Linked DNA regions of Mus musculus: region 1 is linked to region 2. The links are chromatin loops, found by intact Hi-C in ENCODE. Cell type or tissue: left cerebral cortex. All regions are shown on one strand. Links, peaks and the distances in the headings refer to the core of each region. The heading gives the core; the rest is flanking DNA. Region 1 holds the start of Tmem178b (transmembrane protein 178B). Region 2 overlaps Tmem178b (transmembrane protein 178B).

Evidence for each region. Hi-C counts contacts between places; a loop is a spot of excess contacts. Peaks named below come from ENCODE experiments on the same cell type or tissue, not always from the same donor. Only the 100,000 strongest peaks of a DNase experiment are listed, where the experiment ranks them.
Region 1: a loop joins it to region 2, with 2.4 times the contacts of the local background. A loop is called at or near these places in 3 of 42 quality-filtered maps.

Annotation. Positions count from the first base shown.
Region 1 is chr6:39,860,869-39,876,041 of GRCm38, reverse strand. It overlaps Tmem178b (transmembrane protein 178B), which reads right to left and starts at 4,606. Exons shown (of 4, transcript NM_001360978.1): 1 at 2,590-4,606. The coding sequence starts at 2,971. In left cerebral cortex, for the core only: CTCF peaks have their summits at 4,523 and 5,667 (motif pointing left); DNase peaks (open chromatin) are centred at 4,127, 4,579, 5,440, 5,642 and 5 more places; H3K4me3 peaks cover 3,360 bases; H3K27ac peaks cover 3,611 bases.
Region 2 is chr6:40,089,971-40,105,143 of GRCm38, reverse strand. The region is part of intron 2 of Tmem178b (transmembrane protein 178B); the gene reads right to left. Among named protein-coding and RNA genes, the nearest start is that of Tmem178b, 230 kb to the right of the region's middle. In left cerebral cortex, for the core only: no CTCF peak of the experiment used is centred there; DNase peaks (open chromatin) are centred at 3,220, 6,036, 6,407 and 7,600.

The DNA of each region.
Region 1 (15,173 bases), core at 2,526-10,525, 230 kb after region 2:
TTTTCTTAGATTCCCTTTTCCTTTGCCCAAAATATATCTCCCACGGATGTAATAGAAGATGTTCACCAAAAAGATAAAGGTCTAAGTTCTCTTTGGGTCTCCTAGTGAATAATATGAGATAAATGACCTTCCTTAAGATTTCCTAAATTTAAATTGAGAAGTGTCAATTTTAACTTCCATATAAAATTCACCGTTCTGGGATAAATGCTGGTTAATTCTAGAAATTGCTTTCTATGGGTTATTAGAATTGCCTCCAGAATCTATTTATATGAAATGAGCTTGTTTCCAACATGTGGCTGCTGCTGCTGGGAAAGGGGAGCTCTGTGTTACGAAGATGGTGTTATGAGGTTAAAAAATGAAGATGGTGACCTTAGGTCTCTCGGGATTTGTAAAGCCAGCATGCCATCTATCTCAATAATGCCTAACAGGAATGCCAAAAGGACAGAAACGGCCATGGTGAGCGAGTGCTTGCAGCTGACAGTGATTGCTGTATTTGAGGTGATGAGGGACAGCATTTCCATTAGTTCAAGTGAAATACAATGCCCTGCCAACTCTGGGTATCATTGTATTCAATCCCCCTGCTGTGCGTGTCCATTTTCTGTTGCTGCAATTAAAAATCAGTCGATATAAAGTCAAAATGTTGTTCATCCCTTCCCCTGTCACTCTGTTTCCAGCTTCACCGGAAGAACATGTCACTATGGTAACCAGTCCCTCTGCTGCACAGACCAAGTCAACCTCTCTAGTCAGATTGCCAGGCAGACAAGATGGAATCAGAGGCCTGACTGGAGACACCAGAAGCTACCAATCCCATTTTCCTCTTTCTCTAAGTGGGGTAAACCAATACCAGATATAGAAAACCTGCCTTGTTCTAGAAGGTTCAAGAAAGGAAATTTAATAATGTCCTTCAACAATTCTTGTCAGAGCTCACCAGTCATTATTAGCAGTTCTCCCCAATGGTTCAGCTAGCTACCTATCATTTCCATTTTAAAGAAAACAGAAAACAGATAAAATAAAACCATCAATCTGAAAATGTTTACGAAGTCCCCCTTGTGGAAAAATAATTCTGCTTCCTCTTGTTTTCCTGATTCTCAGTCAAGCGGCATAACCCTATACATTCTTACAAAGTTGCGGAGTTCCACCTAGGTCAAGCCACACTAATAAAAGCCTCACCCAGAAGCAGGTGGGATGTCTGTCAGCATCAACATGTCCCTGCTTAAAACTGGCATCCCTGGTCATTCCCAAGAAGCTATGCAATAAAGGCCAAGATGGACACTCACTCTTTCTCTTTCCAATGGCTCTTCCTCCCCTCCTAACTGTGAAATGGCCTCCTGAACCATACCCACTAACCATTCTTACATAGCTGGTTGTTGCTGCTGTTGTGTGTGCGTGTGTTTTCAAATTAACAATTTCTTCCGAACAACCTCAACACTTTTATAAATCAAAGTACATCAGTTCTCTCAGATATCATTTTAAAACATCAGTAAACTTCATGGCGATATGAGACATTAAGAGTCACTTTATGTCTTGGCTTCAAAGCACATTTGCAAATATTAGCACAGTTGTCAACCACTCACTGGTTGAAGAGAGTGACACATGAGGAGAGAAGCAAGGTCTAAAATCTACACATCTTCCCAGAGTGCAGCCATCATAGAGGGGTATCCTCAGAAGACATTAAAGCGCTTCACATCAAACAGTATTTCAGTAGACTGATGAGACAGGTTGTTTTCAAGCATATAAACCATATAGGATTTACAAATTGTATCACATAAGCAGACTTTTCAATGCATGTGATCATATTCAAATATCAAGTGGTATTAGCAGATATTTGCTTGTTTTCTGTTTTATGCACCTTGAGTGTTTTATATAAACCTGAAAATGGTCATTTCTTTCCTTCTGATAGTCCCACTTTTGTGTTACTTTTTTGTGCGTATTAGACTGCTGGTATTCACTGCTCACCGTCACTATGTCAACCACTGCTCCAGAAGATGAAATAAAGGACTGTAATGGAATGCTGCTGGCTACCTGCTTTGGGCTCCTACAAAGCAGAGGCTGTAATGTATTGGTGTTTATATGACCAATAGCTACACCATGACTTCTAACAGTGCCTTACTAACTAAATGTTTCTGGTGTGCATAGTGTCTCCTGCAGAGGACATCCCCCATCCCCAGTTTCCTTTGATCGAATTAGTTCAACATCTAAAAACAGGGATTAAAATTTGGAGCCAGTTAGCCCTGACACGTCTAGGGTTTCCTCTAGAAACACAACATTGGAGATTCCCTTCCTTCCCAGAGGTTGATGAAGCCATTATCTTGGATTTAAAAAAACAAAACCCTGGCCTAGGAGAATGCATACGAATCCCGACCCATAAGAGCAAGACAGCAGGTGAGCCAACAGAGTGAAGCCTTTACCACAATCAGCTATGGAGAGGCAAGTTCTGCCCACGCCAAGGTTCAGCCAGGCCTGCCTAACTGGACCACTCAGAAACCAGGAGATGCCATAGCCTGTGGCCACCAGGAGAAGCAAGGGGCTGCAGGGCCTACCTAGAGTGCCTGGCTCTCTGCAGCGCCACGCCTCGCGCCTCGAGCTTACCTTTCCGTATGAGGGCGGCGATCTCCGGGTCGAAGCCCTGCCGGTGGCACTTCCTCCAGAGGCCCATGTTGGTGGAGTTGTATTGACGGCTGCACTCGTCCGCGGGGCTCATAGCGAACAGCTGCCGGCGATTCCGGGCCCGGAGGAGTTTGCCCTCCCAGCGGTCCAGGCGCGAGCGGCTGGCGCGCAGAGGCAAGTTGTTGTTGTTGTTGTAAATGAAGCCGGGGTCGACCCGGCGGGTGTTGAAGGCCTTGCACCTGTCCCTGTGCTTCCTGGCGTCCGTCTCGTACCAATGGTCGGAGCAGATGGCCACAGCCAACATGCCGAGGGCGCAGAGCGCTAGCGAAAGCCCCGTATAGAGCAGTAACCTTCCGGCAGCCATGCCTCCGCTTGGCGGCTACACCATGGGCATGATCCGCCGCAGCCTCGCCTTCCCTCCGCGCGCCCGGAACAAAGCGGCGGGCGGCCGAGCTAGGGGTGGATACGGGAGGGGATCTGCGCCGCGGCGCCCCCCTCGGCCCCCACCTGCGGGTACGCGGCTGGGGGACTGCGGGAGTAGAGGCGGGCAGCCTAAAAAGTTCTGATCGGGAGAGGCTCCCGCAGGGTCCTGAGCATCCTCCGGGCAGGTGCAGCCTCCTCTCGCGGTGGTGAACTCAGCACGGCCACTTCCCACCGTTCAGGGGGCAACAGTCCTAACCCTCCGTCCGCCTCTGCACGCCGCCCAGCAATCACAAACTAAACACCAAGTGCTCTCGACCACGGCGAGGCTTGCTGGGTTTCTCTGTGCAGCTTGCTGACCGGAGTGACAGTCCTGGCTTCCTGGGAATGAATGATAGGGAGGGAGATCTGAGGACGCGACACTTCGCCGAAGGACGGATCGCGCTCACGGCCGGTTGCCCGGAGTAGGGAGTGCAGCCTGGATCTCTTTCTCTGGGACTCTCCTCCCCTTTTCGGTCTGCAGCCGAAGGCCGGGGACGCGTGCCCAGAACTGTTCTTTTCCAGGTTGGGTCTTTTCAAAGCCTGAGTCCTCTGATCACCACTAGGTCCTTGACTCCTGCCGACCCCACGGGTGCTCTCAGAAGCGAGCTGCCCGCAGACGCATGGTCTCTACCAGCCTTTGCCCGCGAGCTCCCGGATGGCCTGCCTCTGGCCTCCCCATTAAGACAGCTCCGCTTTTGGACAGCGGGGACACTCGGGCGGCGTTACGCGACTGTTCAGGGCCCGGGGTTTGCAGAGACTGGGCGGCAGCTGACGGGCGTTAGGGACGGACTGCACAGAGGAGGGCGCACCCGGAGCGCTCGGAGCTCCTTCAACACCATGGACAGGTCGCTCAGGGGTGGCGAGCTGCCCGCCCAGCCGCCAGCCTCCCCGGTGTCATGCGGCTCTCTCCAGCGCCTTCTTCTTCCTGGAGTGTGTGCACCCGGCCCTCTCCAATATCCCTTCTGCTCCACTTCACCTGGCCTTCCGCAGCCCCGCGTGCGAGATGCCCAGGTGCTGAGAAAATGCTGCGAGCACGAAGAAAACCCGGAGCCCGGCTGCTCGAAGCAACCCGCCCCCTTCGCCACCTGAGCCCAAGCACTCCAGCACCGCTTGCTCTAACCAGCTGGGGTCAGCCGCTCTCAGATTGCACCATTTTCTTCTCAGCCCACCCGGGTGCCGAGACTAGGGATCCCTCGGCCTCGTGTGGAATATCCCGTCCCGGCCTCAGCGTCCCGCGATCCGGCTCCCCGCACTGGGGTGAATGGGGCGGGGGATAGAGGGGTGGGGGAGCCTGGGCGCCTCGGCTTCACCTCCCTACCTCCTCGAGCTGCAGAGGCTTCCGGGCCTCTCAGGCTCAGGCGACGCCCGAGAGGAGCGAGAGCCCAAGCTGCACCCCAGGGGCTCCAGAAATCGCATTGCCCGGGTGTGGGCGCCCGAGAAAGCCGCTGTCACTCGCTCGGCCTCCAGGCGCTGCAGCCTTGGCTAAAACCCACAGCCGAGAACACGGAGCGCGCAGCCAAAAGCTAGTGATGTCATCCGTGCAACGTGAGCCTCATCTCTTATTTTTCTAGCCTTCTTAAAGTTAAACCACACCATTTTCCAGGCACGAAATGTCTGAGCCTTGTTCTTTGGCCAGGCAAGTCAATGGTGTCTAGGTAGGTATGGGCTCCACCACATCCATATTAATGCACATATACATATATGTAGCATGTTTACGTGTATTATTATAAATTTAGTGTTGGTGCCTACGTCTCCCGTTTCTCTTTTGACCGTGGAAAAGTCCCTTAAATTCGCCACAGTTCTTTAAAGAAGAAAATGCTTAGAGAACGGTCTTTAACCGGCTCTGGGAGAACCCCTGCACCTCGGTTTCCGCCTCTAGTGTCTCCTATTCGTTTGATCTTTGTTTTTCCCCAGAAAGCTATAAGCACTACCTTGCTAGCTACTGGCGTTTCTACCTGGAACTGAGCAGAGAGCAGCCGTGAGCCAGCGGCCGACACCCCAACACATACACACACACACACACACACACACACACACACACACACACACACCTGTCCTTACTCTTCGGCAAGAAAAGGGGACAACTAACTGATCCGTTCAAGACCAGAAGAGAGCCGCTGTGGGGTGAGAGGGCAGTTGATTTTGGAGGAGAGGAAGTTATAGGCAACCTCGGTATAGGGTTTGTCGTGATTTCCCTATGACCGCTGGATTTAGCCTCCGCAGGGCCTCTTTGAGGTGGGACCGAGACTCCAGACCTTGAAGAGGTGGGCCCCAGCTAGAGGATCCATCCCCACCCTACCCCGCCCCCTGCTTCTCTCACGTGAAGCAGAGCCGCAAAGCTGGGAGCCTCCCATCCAGCTTCACATACTAGGGGTTTCATTCTAAAGCTCACCCTTCGGTTTTCACCCTCTCTCCAAAGTCGGGGTTCCCCACTGAGGGATAAAGAGCTGCCCTGGGGAAAAGAGAGTGCCCTAGGGACCCAGCTTTGCACAGCAGGACTTGTGAGTCGAAAGGAACGCACCTCCACCATATTCTTTTTGTCTTTTTTTTTTTTTTTCCTCCCTGCATTTTGAAAATCGCGAACAAGGCGTTTCAGTGCCATCTAGTGGGGGAGGGGCGTGCCTTGTTTTTCAGTCTTGAATTCTATAAGGGGATTTACTTCGTGAAGAGAAGTCATTAGGATTACCTACTTGGTTCTTAGATGATGCTCGGCTGGTCTAGAAGTTACAGGCACCTGCTAGTCCACATCATCCTCAGAGGTCCCTGGGATGCCCTGATAAAGCTGAGCGACTTTGGCCAGGGTGTCTTCTCCTTATCTTTTTCTCAATTCTATTTGTGTCCTTGAAAATAGGGATACATTTGGCATACATGCAAACACTACTAAAGCTATTTCTACCCCTAAAGCTAAGTGGGAGTGCTTTTCACCTAGTAGGGTACCTGCATATGACAATAGAAGGGAAACTGAACTGACAAGGTCAGTGGGAAGTCAAAGCAAGATTATCTCTACAGCTTGGGTCTCTTGGTTCCCTCTCGGGTCTTTAAGCCAGCTCAAGGATCACTGGCAGTGCCCAGGCAGAAAAGCACGCATGCTCCTCTTTCAGCACCCCTCCCCCACAACCCACCCACAATCCACTCTTGCTCCCCTCTTGGTCAACTCTTTAACTTTTTCCACGGCCTTTGGCCTACTTTCAAAGATTTGCCTGCTATCCTGTGGCCCTCAGTGCTGTCCTAGGCCCAGCTTAGGAAGGGAGCCAATGTGGGGTACTGCCCTCCTCTTTCCTGGATATCACTAATATACCATTTTGAAGTTGTTGTCCTTGGTGAAAACCCAAAAATCCTACAAAAGATGTTTGTTGGTTGGTACCCTCCTTTTAAGTGTGATTGTTTTGAGCCACCATATATCATATTGGAGATGATACTGATGCTTAGGGCTAAGAAGCTGATCACCTAGACAGCATTGCTTCTTGTGTTGATGTTGCTGTTGTCGTCCTAGTTGTTATCTTTGTGTGTGTGCTTGACTGGGAGCCAAACTGTTGTGCAGTCTAGGAAGGTATTCCACCTCCCCTGTCTTCATGTTCCATTGTGGTGGAAGAGACACCATGACCTAGGCAACTCTTAATAAGAGAAAGTGATTTGGGACATGCTTAACAGTTTCATGGGTTTAGTCCATTATCACAATAGAGCTCTGCATTCGGAACCATAGGCAGCAGGAAGACAGAGCCATTGGACTGGCTTGGGCTTTTGAAACCTCAAAACCAGCCCCTAGTGACACACTTCCATGAACTCCTACAAAGCCACACCTCCTAATCTCTCTCAAGTAGTGCCACTCCCTAATGACTAAGCATTCAAATATGTGAATCTATGGGTCCATTCTTATTCAATCCACCACATCCAAGTCACACACACACACACACACACACACACACACACACACACACACATCTTTTTTTCAAGTTTATTTTTTGAGACAATCTGTCATTAAATTGCATGGGCTGGCCTGGAACTTACAGTCCTCCTGCCATAACCTAACAGGTGGTGGGATTACAGGTGTGGGCTACCACACCCAACTATGATCTACTCTTTTTAAGTGCAGGATCTAGCCTCAAATTTCTCTTCCCTGTTAGCTACAGCATCACTCTTTTGTGTGTTTCTTCCTGCTCATAATAATACTGCCCTGAAGTCAGAATTGACTCCAGAGTCAAACATAAAATGATGTGTGATTCTTGAGAAAGTATCCCAGAAAGTGAATGACCAGCGTCTGCTCACACACCTGACATGATGGAAAAGGCAAATCTCGGCGCGAGCAGCCTGCTCCATGACTGGATGGTTACAGTTCTTCTTTATACTGAACCCTACCCTAGATCCCTATGTTCCAGACATTGGCTCTTACTCTTTTTTTGCCTTCGGGAGACCCAGGGGTGGTATCTAACCCATCTCTCACATAGACATCCTTCTCATAGTTGATATCAGCCATCACGAAGCCACTTGATCTCCATAGAGATGGAGCTCACACAGTACCCATTTACCCATTCTTTCCCTGGGCTGCAGCAACGGCCAGGTACACCTATTAAGGAAATCTGGCATTCTGTCATGGTTTTTCATGAGCAATGTCAAATTCTACTGCACCCCCACTTCTCCTCAGAGGAGCCCACAAGTCAACTTCCTCTCATGCCTTATGCTCTTACAAACTGATCATCAGTTTGCAATATTCACAATTTTTAAATTAAGAAGTCTATCTACTCAGACACACCTTTGATTGAAGCAATCTTCGTATTCTGCCAGCTTTCTCTATGTAATCAACAGAGGCTGAGATATCGTCAGATGTATCTTCATTTCCTGGAACACAGCCCACCCAGAGCAGACAGGCGCCCTCTTATACTTGTTTCACACCTGTTCTGACTAGTTTTTATGTCAACTTGACACAATCAAGGGTAACTTGGGAGGAGAGAATCTTAAGACAATGTCTCCATAGGATTGGTCTGTAGGAAAGGCTGTGGGACATTTTCTTGATTGATGTGGGAGAGCCGAACACATTACATTGTGAGTGGTACTACCCCTGGGCAGGTGATTCTGAGTGCTGTAAGAAAGAAGGATGAGCAAGCTAGAAACGATCATTCCACCACGGCCTCAGCTTCAGTTCCTGCCAGGAATCCACCCACCCACCCCGCACCCCCAGGCATGGGATGTGACCTGGGAGCTGTAAGATGAAATAAAACCTTTCCTCCCCAAGTTGCTTTTGGTCACAATGTTTATCACAGCAATAGAAAGATAACTCAGACAACTCCTTCCACGCTGGCTTCAGCTGCCATATTTATTCTACCCACATACCTAGTTCCATCTGCAAATTCTCTCTTTCATGTTGTCAGTTGGAAGCAAAACAAAAGTTGGTAAATATGTATCAGTATTCATCCATGGAAAGACAGTGTGTGTGTGTGTGTGTGTGTGTGTGTGTGTGTGTCCATCTCTGGCTGTCCTGGAACTCTCTCTCTAAACCAGATTGCTCTCAAACTCCTAAAGATCCACTGCCTCTGCCCTCCATGTGGGGGAGTTAAAGGTATACTTCTGTTTTCATAATTAGCTTTGTACAATTTGGACACTATGTGTAACCCCAAAATGATTTTTCACTTTGTCCCTTCCAAATCAGTTTGCCAAGGCTGAGGAATGTGCATATCATGCTTGGACAGGCACTCATCCTCAGGAAGACTTCTCTCTAAGTCTCAGCTCATCACAGAGGCATCCTGGTTTGTATCACTTCCTTCTTTTCCTCTTCCTTGGGGTCATGACAGGAACATAGACATGTATTTCTCATCCAAGTCCTCTCTTAGCTCTGTTTTTTTTTTTTTATTTTCCCTCTATTACACCACCACACAATCTTTTCAAGTTATCCTTTATTCAAAACTCTGCAGCAGTCACACCTTGACTTTATGAGAAAGCCCAGGTCCCTGCAAGACCTTACAAGAGGTTCCTGCCTTTTTTCTAAAGGGATTTCCAGTCTCTCTTAGATGCGCCTTCTATACATGTTCCCAAATGCCTCACATCGTTCCCCCTGCCCATAAATATTTAACTGCTCTGCTTTTTAAATTTCTTACAATTACAGGTGTCTCATATCAATAGGCCAGATAAATACCATTTGATCATCTCACTAGAAGCTGGGGGGAAAAAAGGCAACCAATTAAGCCCAACAAAGTTGCTTGATGTGTAAACGTTCTCTCCTTTAACTAGGAATATTTTAAAGTGAATAAGATCATCTCCTGAAATAAAGAAATGTTTCAAGTTAGTAGGAATAAAACAAATAGCACAACAGCCAAATGGGCAGAATTTATAAAGAGAAAAATCACAGAAGTCATTCAAGTGGAAAATTAACATATGAAAAAACCCAACCTTATTGGTAATCTGAAGAATGCAATTTTTAAAATACTGATTTGAACCATCAGACTGGGGGAGGAATGGACAAGTCTGTGAAGTGTCGGTGGCTGGGATATTAGGAAATACTGTCAGGCGCTTCTGGTAGGGGGATAAACTGATGCATCCACTTGGGAAGGCAGCTGGCAGTAGCTGCTAAGATGAAAGAGACACGTTGCTTATGGCCCAGCAGAGGTGCAGAAACACTTGCACAAAGGCTAAAGGCGCCTTTATGTGCTCCTAGTCTGCCTTTCCTAGGGCTCCTGTCACTGTGAACTATGTATCTTAAAACACCTAATAGTTGTTATAACACAGTTCTGGAAGCTCAGGTCCAAACTCAAGGTGTCAGAAGAGAAACCTCCTTGTCTAGCTAGCTTCCCTGGAATGCTAACAAATGCCAGGGTAGAACTTCAATCCATCGAACCAAGAGTTTGACTGTGCTGCTCTCACTTAAGACGACCTTGAACTTGCTTGATAGGTCATGCTACCTTCCATACTTTCAATCCTCCTGCCTCGGCCTTCTGGGTGCCAAGCCTACAGGTGTGTGCTACCTGTATTGACTCAATAGATCATTTGAAAGACACCATTCAAGAAATAAACTCATGCTTCTTTATTTGTGAAAAATGGAAGAATAATTGAAAGCCCAAGCAACCAAGCAGTAAAGCAGCCATGCAGAAAGCCACTCTCACCCTAGACTAATGCAGTAAGCCATGCTTACTCCTTACACTCAGACAGCATGAAAATGTACAATCGGCAGCTCATATGCTCTGTCTAAACTTCGAGAAGTTATAATGACAGATTGTTAATAGAAACTGTGTTCTAAGAAATACCTTTATGACAAAATTTGATGTTCATATATTTGCTATATTTATGTTGACAAGCTCAACAAAATTATTGTTTTTTATATGTTAATGTGCCAGTATTGTTCAAAATTAATACAGATATTCACCATTTATATTTCATAAGACTCATTTTTTTCAGTGCTAAGGATAAAAGCCAAAATCTTATACATGTTAAGGAGAAAAGTACTCTACTGCCACCCCCAGCCTTTGTATGTGTGCATGCAAGTGTGTGTGTGTGTGTGTGTGTGTGTGTGTGTGTGTGTGTATGCATATGTGGGGTTGGGGGATGTGAGTGTATGTGTGGGTGTATGTGGTTTGGCGTGTGTGTAACCTTGGGTGTCAGTCCTCACCTTCTGCCTTGAGACCAGATCTCATCACTGATGCTTGCACCATGCTAACTGGCCCTTGAGCTTCTGGGAACTCCTCTGCCTCTCACTTCTCTGTAGAAAAAAACGGGATTACAGATGCTTCTGTGTGGCTTCAGGGGATCTGAACTCAGTCCTCGTGCTTGCTCACTGAGTCATCTCCCCAGACTGCCTAGTTTGGTTTTGTGATCATTATTATCATATACATAGATGTGTATGGTTTTCAAGGAGGGAGCCTTATTGCATATTGTCATAGCATTATTGAGATTATCCGGGGATCCATCCCATAATCAGCCTCCAAACGCTGACACCATTGCATACACTAGCAAGATTTTGCTGAAAGGACCCAGATATAGCTGTCTCTTGTGAGACTATGCCGGGGCCTAGCAAACACAGAAGTGGATGATCACAGTCAGCTATTGGATGGATCAAAGGGCCCCCAATGGAGGAGCTAGAGAAAGTAACCAAGGAGCTAAAGGGATCTGCAACCCTATAGGTGGAACAACAATATAAACTACCCAGTACTCCCCAGAGCTCATGTCTCTAGCTGCATATGTATCAGAAGATGGCTTAGTCAGCCATCAGTGGAAAGAGAGGCCCATTGGTCATGCAAACTTTATCTGCCTCAGTACAGGGGAACGCCAGGGCCAAGAAGTGTGAGTGGGTGGGTGGGGGAGCGTGTAGGGGACTTTTGGGATAGCATTGGAAATGTAAATCAAATAAATACCTAATAAAAAAAGAAATTAAAAAAAAAGAAGACAATTTTGTGGAGTCTGTTCTCTCGTCCATCTATATGTAATTCTGGGAATAGAACTCAGGTTGTTGGACTTATACAATAAGCACTTTACCTCCTGGGCCATCTCACTGGCCCCTAACTTTGTTGGGGTTTTTTGTTTGTATGTTTTTCTCCTACTATATCTTGGGTTGGCTTTGAACTTACTATGTAGCCCAGGCTAGGCTCAAATTCTTGCCTCCACAGCAGCATAGATGGCTGTCTTACTTCATTTTGCAGAAATTTCAGACAGGAGTAGTAACACTTGCATTGGAAGTATCAGTGGAATTTTTAATATTTATCTATGAGGTTTTATATATCAAACATTGCAGCTATCACATATGAAAAGTGATTGATGTATAAATTCTATATGCTTTTATCATATGTCATTATCACATAGATTGTTATTTGACAATCTCCTGAAATAATAGCTAGACCCATGCAGTATTTCTGAAGTTCTTTCAATGCTAGAGACAAAGAAAACAAAAAATCAGAGTATATTGCTTTATTTGTTCAAATAGCTTTACAATCAAGACCATTGTCTTTACCAGTATTGACTGGGAAAAGATTTCTATAAATATTACCTTGCAATTTTGATCTTCTTCTTTAAAGTCAGGAAAGTGAGTTAATCTTTGGTGTGTGCGTGTGCATTCTCCTTGCTCTGCTTTCTGGGCAGCTGAGACTAGAGAAGACACTGTGATGCCAGCCACCTCCATGCCAACTCTATCTCCTTACTCTCTTTCCTCTTTTTATAGTTCTTACTAGTTTATTTCTATTTCACAAAAGCATTTGAAAACGTAAGGCATCTTGAAATCCTCTTAATGTTTTTATTTATGTTATTAATAGCAAGTAACAGCTCCTCTGGAAGAATCACAGGTCGCACAAATTGTGCGTCAGCTTCATTTCCCACTGAAATCTGCACTTTGTTATGTATTTAGGCATCTTCTATCATTCCATTCAGCTCTCCTAATACAACTTGTATCTTTTCTAAAATGATGATGAAAATTTAGGCATCTTCTATTATTCCATTTAGATTTCCTAATACAACTCGTATCTTTTCTAAATCAATGGCTTTAGCAGCATTTATTTAATCAGTATTTCTGTCACTGTCTTAATGTAACTACAGTTTTTTTTTCCTTAAATGAGTTCTTCTATAGAGAGATTTGAGATTAAAAACCTTTTAGTTTCTCTGAAGAATACTATGGATACTGGCTTAAGTTGAGACTACATCTCCATAACACATCCAAACTATGTGTCATGCATATTGTTAGCATGGTTTTGAAGTCTAAGCAAAAATTCAGGCTGGGTCTAAAAAACTTTTAGGTAAGAAGATGAATTGCCTAGCATTACTAAACATAGGTTACACTGTCCAACTGTTACAAAATACCATAGTAATGGTAGCTAAAATTCCTTCCCAGGGGATGACATAAATGCTTCTACCCTTCTCTCCCCCCCCCCCCAAATAAAAAGACAGATTCCAGCAACTTCACTCTGAAACTGCAGAAACTTGTTGGGCAGAGGTGAAGAGTTACTTAGAGGGATTTGGGTGCTCCTCACCCCCAATAGGCTGTACCTGAAAAGCCTTTACCCAGCAGGGATAAGGTCCCCCCCCCTTAGAAATGGAACCCCTTCCCAGAGGTTCTGGATTCTAGAGTCTAGAATCTAGACCATTCCCCATATCTATACAATTAAGGCAGGATTGCATACAACAGGTAGGGAGCAGTTAGATACACTGGAGAGAATCTCATGTCCTTATGGCCTCTTCAGTTCTGGTGGTGAGGGGGTGTAAATGTCAACAAATCCAGCTAGGGTGACCTTTTGTCAGGGAGCCAAGCTGAATGACCCAAGATGGCAGTTGCCTAGCTCAGAGTCACTCAATACAGAATGTTGAATTGGTGCACAATAGCAAAGGAGGGACGGGTGTTCATGAGTTATGGAAAATAATAGTTCTTATTCAAAAATCTACATGCAAACTATCTAGGAGGCAAGGCTGACAAACTGATCTGTCTTCTCCTGTACGGGAGTGTTTCTGCTCCTCGGATCCTCTTGGTGCTCTGAAACACAGACAGTCCCCAACGTAGATACAACACAACCTTGAGGAAATAACCTTGTTTTAAGGACACAAAACAGGAAGTACTACAAAGTGGTTTTCTGGAGCCTATACTATATTAACCAAGGGCCACAAGGAATCTGCAGACATACTTCTCCAATAATTATTTAGTGTGTTTGTGATATTTGGGGCCCTCTAAAAATCATAAGACAGAGGCCCTCTTGCTGGGATGACTTACCTGGAGAAGCAAAAACAAAAGAAGAATTCCTGAGCCCAGGGACCATGTTCACTAAGAGGAAGCTGAAACCACAGTGTGGCCAAGGCTGAAGCCCTGAGGAGCGTGCAACTGCTGATGCTAGGATGCAGGGAATTGGGGAGGAAAACCCTGGTTCTTCTCTTCTGCTCACCATCTCTTGCTAGGCTTGCTTACGGGTTGCCTACTAAACCTGGGAGCCTTGGGACATAAACCCTACAGCATTCAGTCCCCTGAAGAAGGGCAGAATAGGAAAACAAGGAACAACTCTGAGGGCAAGCAAGCCAGGATGGGTTGGCTCAGAGAGGAAACCTAAAAACATTCCAAATTAAGAACAAAAAATAAGAACAAGACAAATCTACTGGCTAATGATTAGAAATCAAGAATATTACAGGAAGCAGACATAAGAATTATAGAATGAAAATCGTGACTGAAAAGAACGGAACAATAGCACTAATAAGATTCAGTAAGGTGGCTTAGTACAAAAAGATGCAAATACCACTACTTTCCAATATGATAGTAATCGTTAGAAAATCTACTAGAGAGTTCTTCATTCACAATGGCGATAATATGCTTAATAATAATCATTACAAAGAAAGACAAGTGCATGGAGAAACCAACAAAACTTCATTAAGAAATATAAATGACTTAGAAGACAAAGTAAAAAGTTTATCACATTTCTGAATGAACCAACTTAGTACTATTTAATGTTAGAGAACCCTGCTATTAAGGTCACAGCCCACCATGTTGGGATAGCTGTCTGCACTCAACATAAAATGGGGGGCTCCCTTTCTCATCAGGGCCTCTCTTTCTCTTCCTGGCCTTGGTTGGAGTGTTTCTGAGCCTATTCGGAGTATGTCCCTGAGCAGAGCTCTCTGCACACAACCTCATTCTAGCTTCCCGTATGATAATTATGCTGTGTTATGACCAATCAGTCCTTTCCACCCATACCTCTACAAGCCCTTTTATACCCTACCCCTGGACAATAAAATAGAGCTGTCTTGACTTTGCAGCGTTGGGCTGGGGAGATGGTCCAGTCAGTACAGTGCTTGCATTGCAAGCATGCATGAGAACCTGAGTTTGAGCCCCAGCATCCAGGTTAAAATGAAGGGGATTGTGGAACACATTTGTAATCCCAGAACTGGGGAGGCAGAGAGGAGAGGATCCGTTGGACTCACGGCCAGCCAGTCTAGCCTAATTGATGACCTCCAGGTCAATGAGAGACCCCGTCTCCAAAGCTACAGTGTTTCTGAGGCTGTTCTCTCCCTCCATATGCATGTGCACATGCACACATGCACGCAGGTAAATAGAAATAAAAATGGCAAAGGACTACAACGTTCTCTATAGATTTACACTCTTCCAGTTGAAAGCCCAGAGTTTATTTGAAGCATTAAGGAGGTCGACCTGGAAAATATATCAA
Region 2 (15,173 bases), core at 2,777-10,776:
AGGTAAGGCATGTTAGTAGTAGGGGAGGCACAGGGGATATACAGGAGCCCTATACATTTTCTATTCAGTTTTGCTGTGAACCTAATACTTCTCTAAAAAAGAAAATAATAATAAGGTTCGTGGCCTGAGGAGCTGAGTCAGTAGGTAAAGTGCTTGCTGCACACAGGACCAAGTTCATCTCTAAGGTAAAAGCTGGCTATGCCTTTTCCCCAGGAAGCTCTCGGATCAGCCATGCAAGGAGCTTTTCACTGTTCCACAGAGTGCCACTGGACAGAGCTACTTCAGACCTGTAGTCCGTGGGTTTAGTTTGTCTGTAAAGGCTGGGTGGTCAATTTTTAAGCTTGGAGGCCCAAACCATTTCTGTTATCCCCAGTTGACTATGCTATTGTAGTGTGCCAACAGCCATGAGCTATATAGAAATGAATGGGTATGGCTGTGTCCTGACTCAACTGTTTACATAAACAGCATGTGGTTCGTGGGCCACATTTGCAAAGCTCTGCTTTAGAGACAGTATTCCTAATTTAAAGACAATCAATTCCCAGTAGGCCTGAATTACTGCAAAGCATCTGCTCATGCGTACTGCAAACAATAGGCAGAACCTGAGCAGGTAACATACCCTGCACATGCCTGGGCCTCTAGCCATCCAAATACATCTGGAATATTATCATGACTGATAAAATACACAGTCATTTTCAAACCCTACGGCATTACAAGGAGCATTAGTCACTGTTTGTTAGTCTTAAGAAATGAAGCATGGATTTTTGTCTCTTTTCTTATGCTTCTCTAGTACAGGTAATGAATGTTTGATTTAGGGAACATAAGAAAGCAAGATTATAAATGAAAAAGAAAGCAAATTATCTGAGTTTCTACTCAAAAGACTGTTAGCCACTGTATTGATATGCAAATGTAAGTATAGGGTTCCTTTGTTCACTGCTATAGACTTAGTACCCAGAACACGGATGAATGCATTCAAGACAAATTCAGCAAATGAAAAACAAAAACAAAAAAACAAAACTGGGTACTACAAAAATAGGAGTGTTCACAGATGGACTTCAAGCACAGCACAGTACTAAACTTTCTGACTGCACTGGCAATGTCAGGGTTGTCTGAGCTTCTGCCGACAGTGTCCTTGGGTTAGCAAAGGTGTCTGCAACATAAAAAGAAGAATTCCTTGGTCATCCTCAGGACAAGCCTATAAGGCAATGGGTTTATCTACAACTGAGTTCCCAGAGAGGCTAACATTATTTTCCTGGGCAGTCTTCCATGACTAATCAAAGGCATGTACCTGCATCTAAACCATTCCAGGTAGAAAAGCTGCCTGGCTTTTTCACAGCTCCCAGGGGAGAGATAGAGAAAGGAATTTCTGATGTGGTTTGTCAGAGTCTGAGACTATGGGCTCATCATGAGTAAAAAGATCCCTGTGGGCTTCCCAGGACAAGAAGGTTGGTTTCACCTTCTTTGGGTCCTGTTGGTTCAGTAGGCTTGAGTATGACACTAACAAACTCAGACCAGAAGCCCAGACTCCACAGGGACCAGCAAGCAGAGAATGCCCCTGTTAGCTGCCCAAGGGCTAAACACCAAACCCTGCCTCCAGGTCACCTGGGATAATGGGAAGATGAGCAAAGCCTTTTCCATGGTTCTAGAGATGCCCTTTCTGTGGGTAGATGACAACAGATGACAGACAGAAATGACAGCTCTCATTACAAGAAGGAGTTAACACAGAAATACTGGGGACATCTCATCTTCGAGATGCTTGTCTAACACAGAGGTGGTGGAACCACTTGAGATTTATAGAGCCCATTTAGAGTTTTCTCAGGCATTTTACCTGCATCTGTTCAATAAGAATGCAAGTTTGGCTTTCTTTCCTCAAACTCATAATACAGTAGAGGCAAATCAGTGTCTTTAATTGCTAGGTGCAAAGGGCTTTCTGATGCCTAATGAAATCTTGAGGAAAGCAGTCTCCTCAGAAACAGTTCTATTTATAGATCCTACACATGCCTGGCCTCCTTCTCTTGTTTCTGTGAGCATAGATAGGAGGGAGGCAAGGATTCTTTTTTTTTTCCTTGCTTCTGAGAGAATGGCCATCTGTCCCTCACACTTGCCGTTCTCCACCTGGCATGCTAATCCTAATTGTGACATCCTAATCATTTCCCAGAGCAACCACTATGCTGTCACAAAGAGCACATTATGACTTCAACGGGAGGGAGGATCGCCTAAAAGGTAATAGTTGGAAACAAAAGGCCTGTTTTTATGCAGAACGCATAGCTCTGAAGAATCTGCTGAGACAGCTGACAAAAATGTAATCTATAGTAAACAGATTTATGGCTAAAACAAGATGTGTGCACACACCAAAAAAAGTAGCAAATGATTCTTGAAAGTGATGATCTATTCTGATTTAAAACCATGATGAGGAAATCCCCTAAAATCAAACTGACGCATCCCTCAAAACTGGGAGCCAACCTGTGCCTTAAATGAGACACAGCTGTCAAGAGCGATCCTGAAGACAGTCTATGTCTCACACATCATCAAATCTGAAACTCAGCTTCTGTGGTCCCCTCCAGCTACACCTTGAATATGGCTTGTTGCACCCACATAGCATGTTGGTCTTCTGTCCCCACTGTGAGGGATTAAGAGGACGAGCCATGTGAATATGGTGTTCAGCAATGAGACCTTTGGAATGTGGTTATGACTAGATGAAGTCACAACTGGGGCAGATGCCTCATAATTGACTGTTGCTGTTGATCTGAAAAGAGAGGCAAAAAGTCACACAGAAAGAAGTATGCACACTGTCTCTCACCTTGTGGTGTCCAGCACCACTCCACACCACTGCCAACAACACAGCCATCACCAGAAGTAGCCACTCAACTCCAAACAGGATTGTGAACAAAATAAACCTCTTTCCTTTATAAGTCACCAGCTCTGTGGTATCATGTTATCATCACACCTCTCCAGCCCACTGTGCTCACTGGCAGAGGAATTATCCCCTCTCTCTTCAAAGCAGCCAATCTCAGTTGTTCTCACCTGAAAACCTTCTATGTCCCTCCCTCAAACTCGCCATGTTAGCTCTGTCAAAAACTCTAGGTGACCCAAGTCTATCTAAATCCTACACTTCTTACCTTCTGTCTAACATCGCCTGACTCAAGCCATGACATTGCGCAATCTGGAATATTTACATACTCTCCTGTCACTTATACACACAAGAACTTACAAGAGATGTGACAGCATCCAGAAAATATGCACAGGTTTGTAGTGAGAATTTCTGTTTCTTTAAAACCACATCCCACATATAGGAATATATTTTTCTTGTGTGGGATATGGGGCTGCTTTAGATGTCCACAGCAACAGACTATGATTCGTCCTATGCTCTGGCAGGCACGTGATTCTGCCAGCTATAGATAGTTTCTGCAAGTATATGGTGTTTGGACTTCTGGGGACTCTTGAGAAGGTATAAAATGCTGGACCCCTAACCCCCACTCCTACTCAGAGGGGCTGCAGGGGCTGCTGTTCCTCCTGTTGCTGGTTGGAAATATCCTGACAATGAAGGTCAAACTTTCCCCCAAGGAACTTGACTCCCCTAGTCACCAATAAGCTGTCTAATGAGATTGATGTCCCCTTCCTCCTCTAAACTTCTTTCTCTCCTACCTAGTGTTGGGGGATTGGAAGGGAGAAGAGTAGAGAAGGGTGGTAGAAAAGGGAACACATGAAGTAGCCAAAAGTCCAACTATCCAGGTCCATACCAGACAGAATCCCAGTACTGAGAGGAGGGAGCAGATACAAAGCCCAACCTCTAACCAAGAAGTTATTTGTAACGGATACCTGCTGGAAAGAAAGAGCCAGTCTTCTCCAAAGGATTGCCGCTGGGTAAATCGACCACATTCCAAAGCAGGCCCTAGAGTTTTGGCCAATACAAAACATAGTCCATGTTTTTATACTGTGCAGTTTTGTCCTGTTTTAGCATTTTTTTTTTTTTACTTATTGGGTTTCTGTTTTAATTTTCTTGGAGGCATTGGCCTTTTGTTAAAGAGAGAGTATGAAGTTAGGTGGGTAGGGAATTTGAGGGAATCTGGGAGGAATTGGAAGAGAAGAAAAATATTATCAAATATATTTTAAAACCTTCAATTAAAAGTAAAATCTACTGTCCCTCCGTCCAAGTTTGCCTTGCCTTCCCAGGCCAGGGTTCTATTTAAACATGCTGTTCTTCTGGATAATATCTTCCATAGCTTTTCTGCTCCCAGGAACCAAGCACACAAATTATCTTATTCCTTCTGTCATCGCCCAGTAACGTCCCTCATCCTGTCTGCTTCAACTGACCCTAGGCATCTCTCTCTCTCTCTCTCTCTCTCTCTCTCTCTCTCTCTCTCACACACACACACACATACACACACACACACGCACGCCTTTGCCTTTGCCGGTTCTCCCAGTTGGAATTCTTGTCTTCTGACTCTCCCCTGGATGGCTCTCTCCTGCCCTCTTCACTGAGCATGATCCTGAACATCTCTTCTTACAAATGTTATTCCTACCTATCCCTATAGTTCATGTTTTAACTTTTTACCTTGTCATCTTTCCTACTTAGCACACTTATCAAAACCCAACAATGCTTGTTCCTTTATTTATATAGTTGCTTTGTGGATCTTCTGTCATAATAGAATTTGGATTTGCCGGAATGAGTAACTACTATCACATCTAGCCCAGTATACAACACTCAAAGAACATTTGTTGACTATGTGACCACTGAGAGTACAGTGACCAATACTCCAGCTATTAATTACCAGGAAATAGCAAAAATAGCTGGGAAAAATGAAAAGTGCTAAAAATTATTTGAATAATTAATAATGCAGCCATTAAAAACGTGCTATGGGGAGCAGGAAGAAGACTCAGGAGAGAGCTTGCCTCACAAGTGTGAAGACTAATTTTGATCCCTCAAACCCATGGGAGTATGCACTCATTGTCCCAGAACAGGGGCAACAGAGGCAGGAGGATCCTGGATCTTGTTGGCTGTTAGGAGCGGGTGTGGCGGCAGTCCCAAAGGCGCCAGGGACTGTAGCTAAGTCGTATGACTTGCACCTGACTTCCTCATATAAGCCACAAACATCTTGAGAGCTGCGCAGGTGCACCAGGATACCGGTGAATCCAGTTTGATGGAGATATGCCCCTGCTGCCCTGCTTAACTGAAGCTGCGTGCCTGGTGAGGCGGCGTGGCCTGCTGTGCGTGGATGAGAGTATAAAAGGAATGAGAGGCCCAGGGTTCGGGGGAGATATAAACAAGAAGAATCAGGACTGAATAAACTGTTGTTAGAAGGACTGGTGGTCGTGTCGTTCTTGCTGGTCGAGAGCAGACGCGACAGTTGGCCAGTCAGGTCAATTGAAAAATCCTATCTCAAAAGACATTTCTGAAGATAATATACAGGCTCTCCTCTGGCCTATATACACACACATGTAAAACAAACAAACAAAAGACCAGTACTCCAGCTATTAATTACCAGGAAATACCAAAAATAGTTGGGAAAAATGTAAACTGCTTGAACAAATAAAACTGCATAAATAAAAACTATGCAGCCTTAAAATAATGTATAATTTACTTGATTTTGTGAAAGGATGATCATAATTCAAACAAGAAGGTTGAAAAAGCTATATGTGTGGCGTTATCTCAATATGAAATGTTGCATGCTTCTATGGATGCATCTCCTATGTTACCCACAGAACTTCCTGTTGCTAGTCATATCTTGTGAATGGTCTGAGGCTGTGAGGAGAGAGATGAGAAGACAGATCGTTCAGTCTTGGTAGCAGGACTTTTCAAAGATGCTAGTGTCCTTTATTCCTGCTGCATTAGTATTGCCTACCACAAGTGACTTTTAAACAGCGGTTCTTGGAGGGCTCTCTCTTTAACATTTACCAGTGGTTAGCTACCCGCAGAGAGCCTGACTAAACTTAACACCCCATAAAAAGCAGCATTCAGACCCGCTGCACTTCAACCTTCCAGAAGCTATTTGGCAGCTTGCTCTTCAGAATTCCAAATGAAGACTTACCTCCTCCCTCAACAAGGGGTGGGGCTGGGAAAGATATGGCAAAATACAAGTGAGAATTTTTAAAACTCGACACCAGAAAAAGGGGAAAAGCCAGAAGACTAATCTACTATTCAAATTTTCTTAGCTCAGACCGAAAAGTGCTGTGAGGGGGTGGGGGGCAATGTTCTATGGAGAATAGGGGCAAGGGATGTCTTCACACACAACAGCCTCATCTTCTTACCACCTGACACACACTCCACACCCTCAATGGCTGAGGGACTGATTGATGATTGATTTTTGCACACTGAGGAGAAAGTGTCACATGTCATGTGCAAGTGTTTCACCAGTGAGTGGCACCCCGAATCCTCACCAGGCTACTCTACCTTAGTTGTAGGCCCTGATCCAGGCAGATTGAGATAATTGTTTGCCAAATACCTCCTACACTGTGTCGCTCTGAGCCCTGTTCTCATTATGTCTCTGCCTTTAATGTTCCTACTCAACTAGGCTTGCTGGAATCTTCTGCCTCCATAAAATAGTCATATTCATATTCTCTCTCTCTCTCTCTCTCTCTCTCTCTCTCTCTCTCTCTCTCTCTCTCTCTCTCCCTCCCTCCCTCCCTCCCTCCCTCCCTCTCTCATTGTGTGTGTGTGTGTGTATACCATGTGTGTGCACATACCATGTGCACATGTAGAGGCTAAAGGAAGACATCAGTATCCTCCTCTAACACTTTTCCCTTGAGTCAGAAAACCTGGAGTTCCCCAGTTTTCACCTGTGCTGGCTTCAATACCCCTGTCTCCCCTACAATACCCTATACCCCCACACTCCCAACACATGTGCTGGCAGTCATTCCTGGGTTTTACAGAATTAAAAGTCAGGTCCTTGGGCTTGGACAATGAGTATTTTTACCCCTTGAGTCACGTCCCCAGCACTCAACAGTTTTTTGACCCTAGGCTCCCAAACTGTGTTCTCATAGCAGCTTCAATGGATACTGAAAACATGTTCCTTGGCATAGCTGTTTGTCATTCTTATCGTTATTAATAACAACATAAACAACAGATGACATTTATTGAGCTTCAGTGACAAAGCAGGTAGAGAAACACACAAAGGGAACAGTCTGGCCCTGCGACCTGCATCATTTCAGATGCCCAGCCAGTCTGGAAGCTTCTAAATTGATTTCCACCAGCTGTTTCCCAACACAAAACAGAACACTGTGTACAAATGAAAAGTTCCTGGATACATGCTGGTCATGAGGAGGATGAGCATGGGGTGCTGTGATCAGGGGAGGCACTTCTCCCTCTGTTCACATCTGTGACCCCTGCTTCCTGCAGTTGCCCAGGAATGAGACTGTTTCCCAGGGTATCTCCAACCCCGGCTGCACATAAGCATTGCCCAGGAAGAATTTTCATTTTTAAAATGCTGGAGGAGTAGACCAGAAACCCAAGGATAAAGCTGTGGAACTGGTATCTTTTTTAAGTGTTGATTTTAAAAGAGGTTCTACAAGAAAGCCTGGGCTGAAAACCAGATGCTTGTGGGCAAAGCATCTTTAGGAATCTAGTCTCTTTCACCTGGACGCAATGACTAGTACTGTGGGTGGGCACGCAGCTCACCCACCAAAAGTCACTTGTTGGCACTTGTGTGCACAGTGCTGATATAAGAAGAGATGTCCACACCATGATGGGCAGGCTGCTTTGAAAGTCTATCAGCATCTTGGAAGCATGTGCCTACTTTCACAGGATGTTAAACCACTAAAGGATCACCACTCATGATGGCAATGCTGATGGCCACTGGAGCATCTTTGATGGTTGGGAGTTCACCAGGGCTGTGCATTTGGCCTTAGCTGCCAGATGTTGATGCTTGGAAGGGAAACAAGATGCAAGTGTATGGGACAAAGCCCCAACAAGAGCCTTGAATAAGGTGTTTTCTCAATCAGAGCAGACGCAGATGGGTTAGGACAGGAAGTAGTTTGGAAAGCATCGTCATCTTTGGAAGACTTTCCCATGGAGGTAGCAAGTCAGGGTCCAACTGACCTCTGGGGTGCTAAGGCTTAGAGACTGAGAGAAGCCATTAACTCATTGCCAAGACTTCCAGACTACTTACTAGCTGTGTACCAAGAGCACATTATTTTACCTTTCCACATTTAAGTTTCCTTCTTGTTTTAAATACAATGAAATGGTTCACTAGGATCAACAAATCTCTTAATTTTTGTGATATGTCCTAAGCTGCCTGCTTTCCTGATGATCAACTACATCAATCATATTTTGCAGAATTTGACAGTTCTTTCTAACCATCCCAGTTATGTTTTTCCTCAATTGCTTAAAAATTGGTAAAATTTTTCATTTAGGGCAGAAGTATCTCAGTTTCAAGCTTATATCTATGGTAAACATTTCTGTCACATATGGTTCAAAAAATGTCTTTAATGGCATTAAGAAAGCAGGGAAAACACATATTTATTTATCACTTCTCTAAAAGTTGAATTGTAGCCGTTTAGCAATATTTAACAGTGCTATTCTGGGAAGATATGGTGGAGCTGTTGTGTTGCTCTCTGAAGAGTAACACAGTATAAGATCAAGATGAGCTGCAAACCAGACAGGCTGGAAAATCTCTAGGCCCCTCTCTAGGCTCCTGAAGTGAAGTGCAGGGTTAGCCATCAAACTCCCAAGCAACTTAGCCCAAGTTTGAAGAAAGGATGTCATGCCTCACATATCTGTATTTCTCATTAAGCAGAAAGTCTGTCCTAAATGTGGGTGAAATTTTTGAACATTAAATGAATCACCCCCCCAAATGACTAATGAAGAAAAACTTAGAATTTAGAGTCTACATATTTAGGTTTTCCTACTCTAAATGAACTCAAAGTAACTTAAATATGTGCACAGCCAAGCCTCTTAGTATCACAACACCAAATTATTAATTTTCTATTTCTAATCACACCCTCAGAATGAGCTATAAGATGGATACCAGCCATCATCACCGTATGTTCAAAGATTCAATGTTTAGGAAACTTGTGCCATGGGGACTGCCATGTTGTAAGTCCAAGGAATTATTATTAGATGGATGACCTGATGAATTAGGTAGGTGCATGGATGGGTGGTGGAAACGTGGATGGGTCATTACATATCACCCCAGCACGGACACCTTACAATCATAACACAGTATCTCAAAATAAATCTTGTTCAATAAGAGATAATTAAAGTAAGTCTGAAGCACCTTTCTCCAAACCCACTTTCTTCTTTAAAGTCAAAAAATCTAATAAAATAAAAAATAAATAACCATTAGGTGTAGATAATACTGCTGACATTTGTCTTAGAGATGTTCACAAACATCCAGCTTCGGCAACCCTACGCAGCCGTCAGAGACACCGTTTTTCAGTTGCACTATATTCAGCAAATGCAACCCTGATATTTCATCACTAATCCTATATTGTTGGCAGATCCAGACAAACTTTGGTCTTATCCAGACTCTGGTAAAATGTTCTGTTTTAACTCAACTTGAATCATATCTTGGAATGGAGTAACTCTGAGGACTGGATTGTGCCTCCGGAGTTTCCAGTTTTGTATCTGCCTTGTTGCAGCCCATCTTCCTTACTCCCTGCAAACTCTTCATCTTGGCATTGATCGTTCCTGGAAAGGCATCCCAGGAGCTCAGCTCTAGGAATTAAGGTCATCTTGGCATCCAAAGTCCTCCCTGTGTTAGCCAGGCACCAGGAGTCTTCTTCCAGTTCTGGTGACCTCACTTCCTAGGTTAAGTTGCTCATAACTAATTAAAGAACCAGCTTAAGTCCGTGTCCTTGATCCCAGGTCAGTCAGAAAAAAGCCTGTCACTCTGCCCTTCTCATTGACATTCCCTCTCCTAGGCGAACAGAGCAGAAGCAGTAGCATTATCTCCACCTAGGGCTTTCTCTGCTCCAGCATGAAACCCATCCATCTCTTCTTACCCCCTCCTCCTAAGAAGCCACACTCCTACTCTCCCCATAAGATGAATGTGGTAGTCCCTCCCTATGACATTTTCAGTGATAACTGTGAAACTTCCAAACACAGTGGTAACTCTCAGTACTACCAAGAATCAAGGAGATGAGAGCTTCTGCCTTGGCCACAGATAGCTTAAGTAAGAGCTGCTAAGAACCAGTGTCTGTCAGCACTTCTTATTCTTCCACGATGCATACACAGAACAGGGAAGCTGCAATCTTATTGCCTATAGCTCTCAAGTTAAAGAAGGAAACGGAGCTATTTGGATTTAACAGTCTTTTGTTTGTTTGTTTGTTTGTTTTTGTTTTTTCAAGACAGGGTTTCTCTGTGTAGCTCTGGCTGTCCTGGAACTCACTTTGTAGACCAGGCTGGCCTCGAACTCAGAAATTCGCCTGCCTCTGCCTCCCGAGTGCAGATCTTCCCTCACCTATCTACAATAAAGAATAATAAGCAACATCAAAGATAAAATGGAGGGATAGTGGCCAACACACCTGGCCACAGTTTCCCCATACTGTTACTGTTGCTTGAATACAGTAAGAGTACTCTCCAGAGCTGGGTTGTAAACCTCCAAACTAGGATGTCACTGACAATTAGAAAAACCACTTTCAAAAATAAGATGGCACAGAATTAATGTCATCAACTGGTTTTATAAACAGATTAACTTTAATGATTTTTGAGACACAAAGGAAATGGCCATCTGTAAGGAGCTGGAGGACAAAAGAGATGATTATTAGTTTGTTGAGATTTACTCAATACCACCCGAAAGACAAACACCTAACTCTGAACTTCATGAGTCTGAACAGTGCTTGTGCCCTTAGCACTTAACAGGCACTCAATAAATGTTTGTAAATTATAGTATGTTTGTATGTATGTATGTATTTATGTATGTACAAACGTATGTATGAATGTATGGGCAGGTGTAGGGAAAGTTCCATTGTATATTGTGCTGATGTGCTCACGCAGTGTATACACGTAACAACCCTAATGGAGCCCATTCTCCAGGTGCTCCATGAACTGGAAATATTCCCTGTATTAATTGCTTTTCTCCTGGCTATGACCAAATGCCTGGAGGAAGCAACGTCAATGAGAAAGAGTTTATTTTTGCATGACAGTAAGAAGTGATATCATTTATCACGTGATGGAAAGGATAGCAATAGGAGGGCACTGGTCATACCATATCCATAGTCAGGGAGCAGAGGGCAGAAAAGAAGTGGTGTCTGGCTCTTCAACCTCAAGGCCTACCCCCAGGGATCCATCTCTTCCAGGTAGATTCCATCTCCTAAAGGTTTCTTTTCCTTCCAAAGGAGCACTATCATCCGGGGAGCAGGCATCCATACAAATGAGCCTTCCAGGGTGGTGGTTGCAGGGGAGGCACATTTCACATTAGAACCACCACACTTTCCCAGACCTTCTACTCTGATTTTCTCTGGATCATCAATCAATTCTCAATGATAATCAGGCTGTCAAGATCTAAATATCTTTCAAGCATTACCACAAGGAGTAGATATGAATCTAGCCTCAAAATGTATATGTTATTGATAAATTATTACAACAGAATGCTTTTTTGATGTGTATGGTTAATACCAATTTCTCCCTCAGGGGAAAAAAAAAAGGTAGTGAACCATGAAATCAAGTTTCTGGATTTGCCAAGCTGAGAACCAGGCCCAGCCTCAGCAGCCAGGCAGTTTCTCTATTATCCTCTCACGTAAGAGTCAGCAGGTCCAACGTGTGCTTAAATTAGGTGTACTGTCTGCCGCCTAACTGCGCTGCTATCTCTGGCCTTCTGAATTTCAAACATGAGACCTCAAGAATATTCAGCTGTGGGCATTACTCTCCCAGCTCATCAGAGAACAAGAGCAGAAAATACATCCTTAAAAACAAGGATCATATTAGTATGTCTCAGATGTCAATCATCTACAATCAAGTTCAAAGATAATAAACACAACAGCTTTTAATGAGTAAAATTTTGTTTTTACATGCATATGGTAAGTCGGGAGGGTTGAATAGGTTAATAAATAATTTGTAGAGGGAAAAAAATGGGTATTTTAAAAATAGGTTCCCTTGATTAAACTAGAAGTCCCAGGCAACCTTAAATATTCTGCATATTGTTGCCAGGTGACTCGTATATAGTGAGTCTTGTGCTAGACAATGGGGGACCCAAGAAGAAAAATGAGCAGCTTTGCCCTTCAAGAAGTATATGGCTATGACCCATGAAAATGGAAAACTTTCTAAATCCAATGTAAACCTGAAATAGCAATCAGAGAAAACACTGTGAGAGACATCAACTTCAAAGAAGTAATTTAATACAAAGGTGGAGTTTCGGGACTCAGATGAAAATGCTGGATCCCTATGACGTGAATATTTATAGAAATGTTCAAGGGGAATGTAGCTCCTGATGCGGATTTTGAAGACGAGGCTAAATTCTGGATGTAGGCAGAGGAGAATGAGAAGGCAGCAAAAGTTCATGTTTATAGTCAGTTCTATACGCGTGCCACTTTGACTGGAGGCATAGATTCATGTTAGCCTGGATTTGTAATTCTTTAAAGACAGGCTTGGATCTTGGAGGCTGCAGACTGCTGACAAAGGGAAGAATGTGCACAGAGAGTCTGGTGAAGGAAAGGTGTTTCCAAAAGATCAGTCTGATAGAGCTGCACAGAACTGAGAAGTTGACTCAAACCTGGTGACAAGATCAGCTCACGGGCTATAGCAAAACCTCAGGTGTGAACAGATGGAGACAGGTGAGGGACATGGGGACAAGTGGGAGAGGCATTTAAGCAAAAACAAGAATTCTAGCCTGGGCGACTAATGAGATACATGCCAAAATACAACCAAGTGGAAAAGGAGCCTTAGTGCTCAAGGCTGACCATTTAGAATGAGACTAGGCTATGGATAGAAAGTGATTGATAATGTTAGGTAGACTGGATCTGTGATGCTGTGTACCTGGACAGATTCAACCACAAAGCAGTAATTCTGTAGTCTGTTGGACTTTCTTGATACTAGAACACAGGCTGAGACTACCTCAGTGGAACGGACAGCACGGGCATTTGGGTGAAGGACATATCAGAGGGAGCGCAGAACTGAAGCACAGCATAAGGACATTAAAAAGTGGGGAGCAGATGGAAGAGAGTGGAGAACCATGAGTGGAGATGGAGCAGTCATTGAGGGGGAAGGAAAGACATGATCAAAGGAAGCATCAAGCATTGCTAAGCAGATGATCTGAACATAGATCCTCAAGAAAAAGAATCCTGAGCCAACGGGTTCCCCGGAGTGTTTTATCTATCTCAGGATGGCACTGAAGACAGAAGAGATGGGGCGTGAGAATGCGCTCTAAGCTTCGAGACCATAAACGTGAGCAATCACAGTTGTGCTCACACGGCCAATGGCAGTGCAAGAGAATAGCTTGGCCAGCCAAAGATCTTACCTCTACCCCTGCGGAATGAACACTTTCCTAACCCCAGTGGTGTATAAACCACCCTGCAAACAAAGCCTGGCTCCACTCTTTCCTGCAAAGCCAAACTTGAGATTTTACAAACAAATGAGCAGTCAATCAATAGAACAGCCAACGAATAAATAAATATCCCTTTGAACCACCTGCGTTTAGGGTCTAAAATGTGCCATTCTGAGAGCTGAAGCATATGGCTTGCTACCCCCACCCCCACCCACTGCTGATTCCAACTGGCAGAGATCAAAAGGTTCCAAGAAGGAGAGAGATGAGAAAAGGAATCTCCAGGGTTTTCAGGCAAAGCCGCTAGCACTGTTGCAGCTAAATGAAAAGAGGGTCAGGTGGTGGTGATGCTCAGTGGAAGCTGAGGCTGAAGTGGCTGCTCCACAGGCAGCCACAAGTTTCTTGCTTTGTTTGTTTTCAGCTCATTGCCTGCAGATCTCCATGGCGCAGTTTCAGGGATGCTCTATCTGGCTCGTGGCTGCTCCCTATCAGGAACTGGATTTGAATGGGTGGTTTCTGCACTTAACAATGCCTTTCTCTCATCATGGGGGCCCTAAGCCAAGTACATCTTTCTGCTTTTGGAAATAAGACTTCCCCTCCCCCAAAGGTACACATAGTAGTACAAATGCAGGTCTTTTTTTTTTCCCAAAGCATAAGAATACGCCAGAATGGCTTCCTCTGTCATGTACAACATACAGTTGCATTGTGCAAGCATGTGTGACTGTCAGCTTACAGAATAAACTTGATAGCAACAACTTCACCTGTGGAGGTGATTACAGTAATAAGTAGGGAAGCACTACAGTCAAACTCCTCCTGAGCAAAACTTTCTCTAGTGTTTACATAAGAATTGATACTCTTGGGGCTGGAGAAATGGCTTAGTGGTTAAAAGCACTAGCTCTTCTTCCAGAGGACCAAGGTTCAATTCCTAGCACCCTCAGATTGACACACACACACACACACACACACACACACACACACATCTGTAACTCCAGTTTCAAGGGATCTCATACCCTCTTCTAGCCCATGCCAGCACTGCAGACACATGGTACCTAGGTATACACAGGCAAAACACCCAAACACATAAAATTAAAATAAATAAACCTTTAAAAAAATTGGTGTTCTTGAGTTCAACGATCCATAAGTTTCCCTTGAAATTATTTCCCTATCATTACTACAAGTTGGCAGAAAGTATAGGGCAAACACTCCGAATAGAAGCTGAGAGAAAAAGTATCCTGGGTGGAGTCAAGGGGATAATTTTGACCACAAGAGGCTGTTGGGATGACCTTTCTTCACATTTCGTGAAGGTGTGTCTCTGTATTTTCAGTTGTTAATTCTTTAGCATCAGACAGCTAAGTGCTGACAGGATTATGGTGTTGTCATTCCTATGGCCTATCACTGGGTTTTTCTATTTTGTTAAATATTCATTTTTCCATCTAAGTCAATCTGGAATGTATCAGAGTCTGTCTTGCAACTGGCTGGTTATAATACAGATCTGACAGCCCACAGACTCGGCAGGAAGGAAGAGAGTGGAACTTCTGGACAGAGGAGTGAGGCCTGGCAAGGGAAGCAGAAGCTGGAGACGCTGAGGGCAGACACATGGACCACACCAAAGACAAGAAAGGTATAGAGCTAGCCTCATGGCCAGGCATAGTCTAGATAGTTAGGTTAAGTTAGGTGAGCTAGCTGAGAGACTGACTACCCTAGCAAAAGGCCAAAGCTTTAGACTGTAACGGAAGCTTCCGTGTCTTAGTTATACCACTG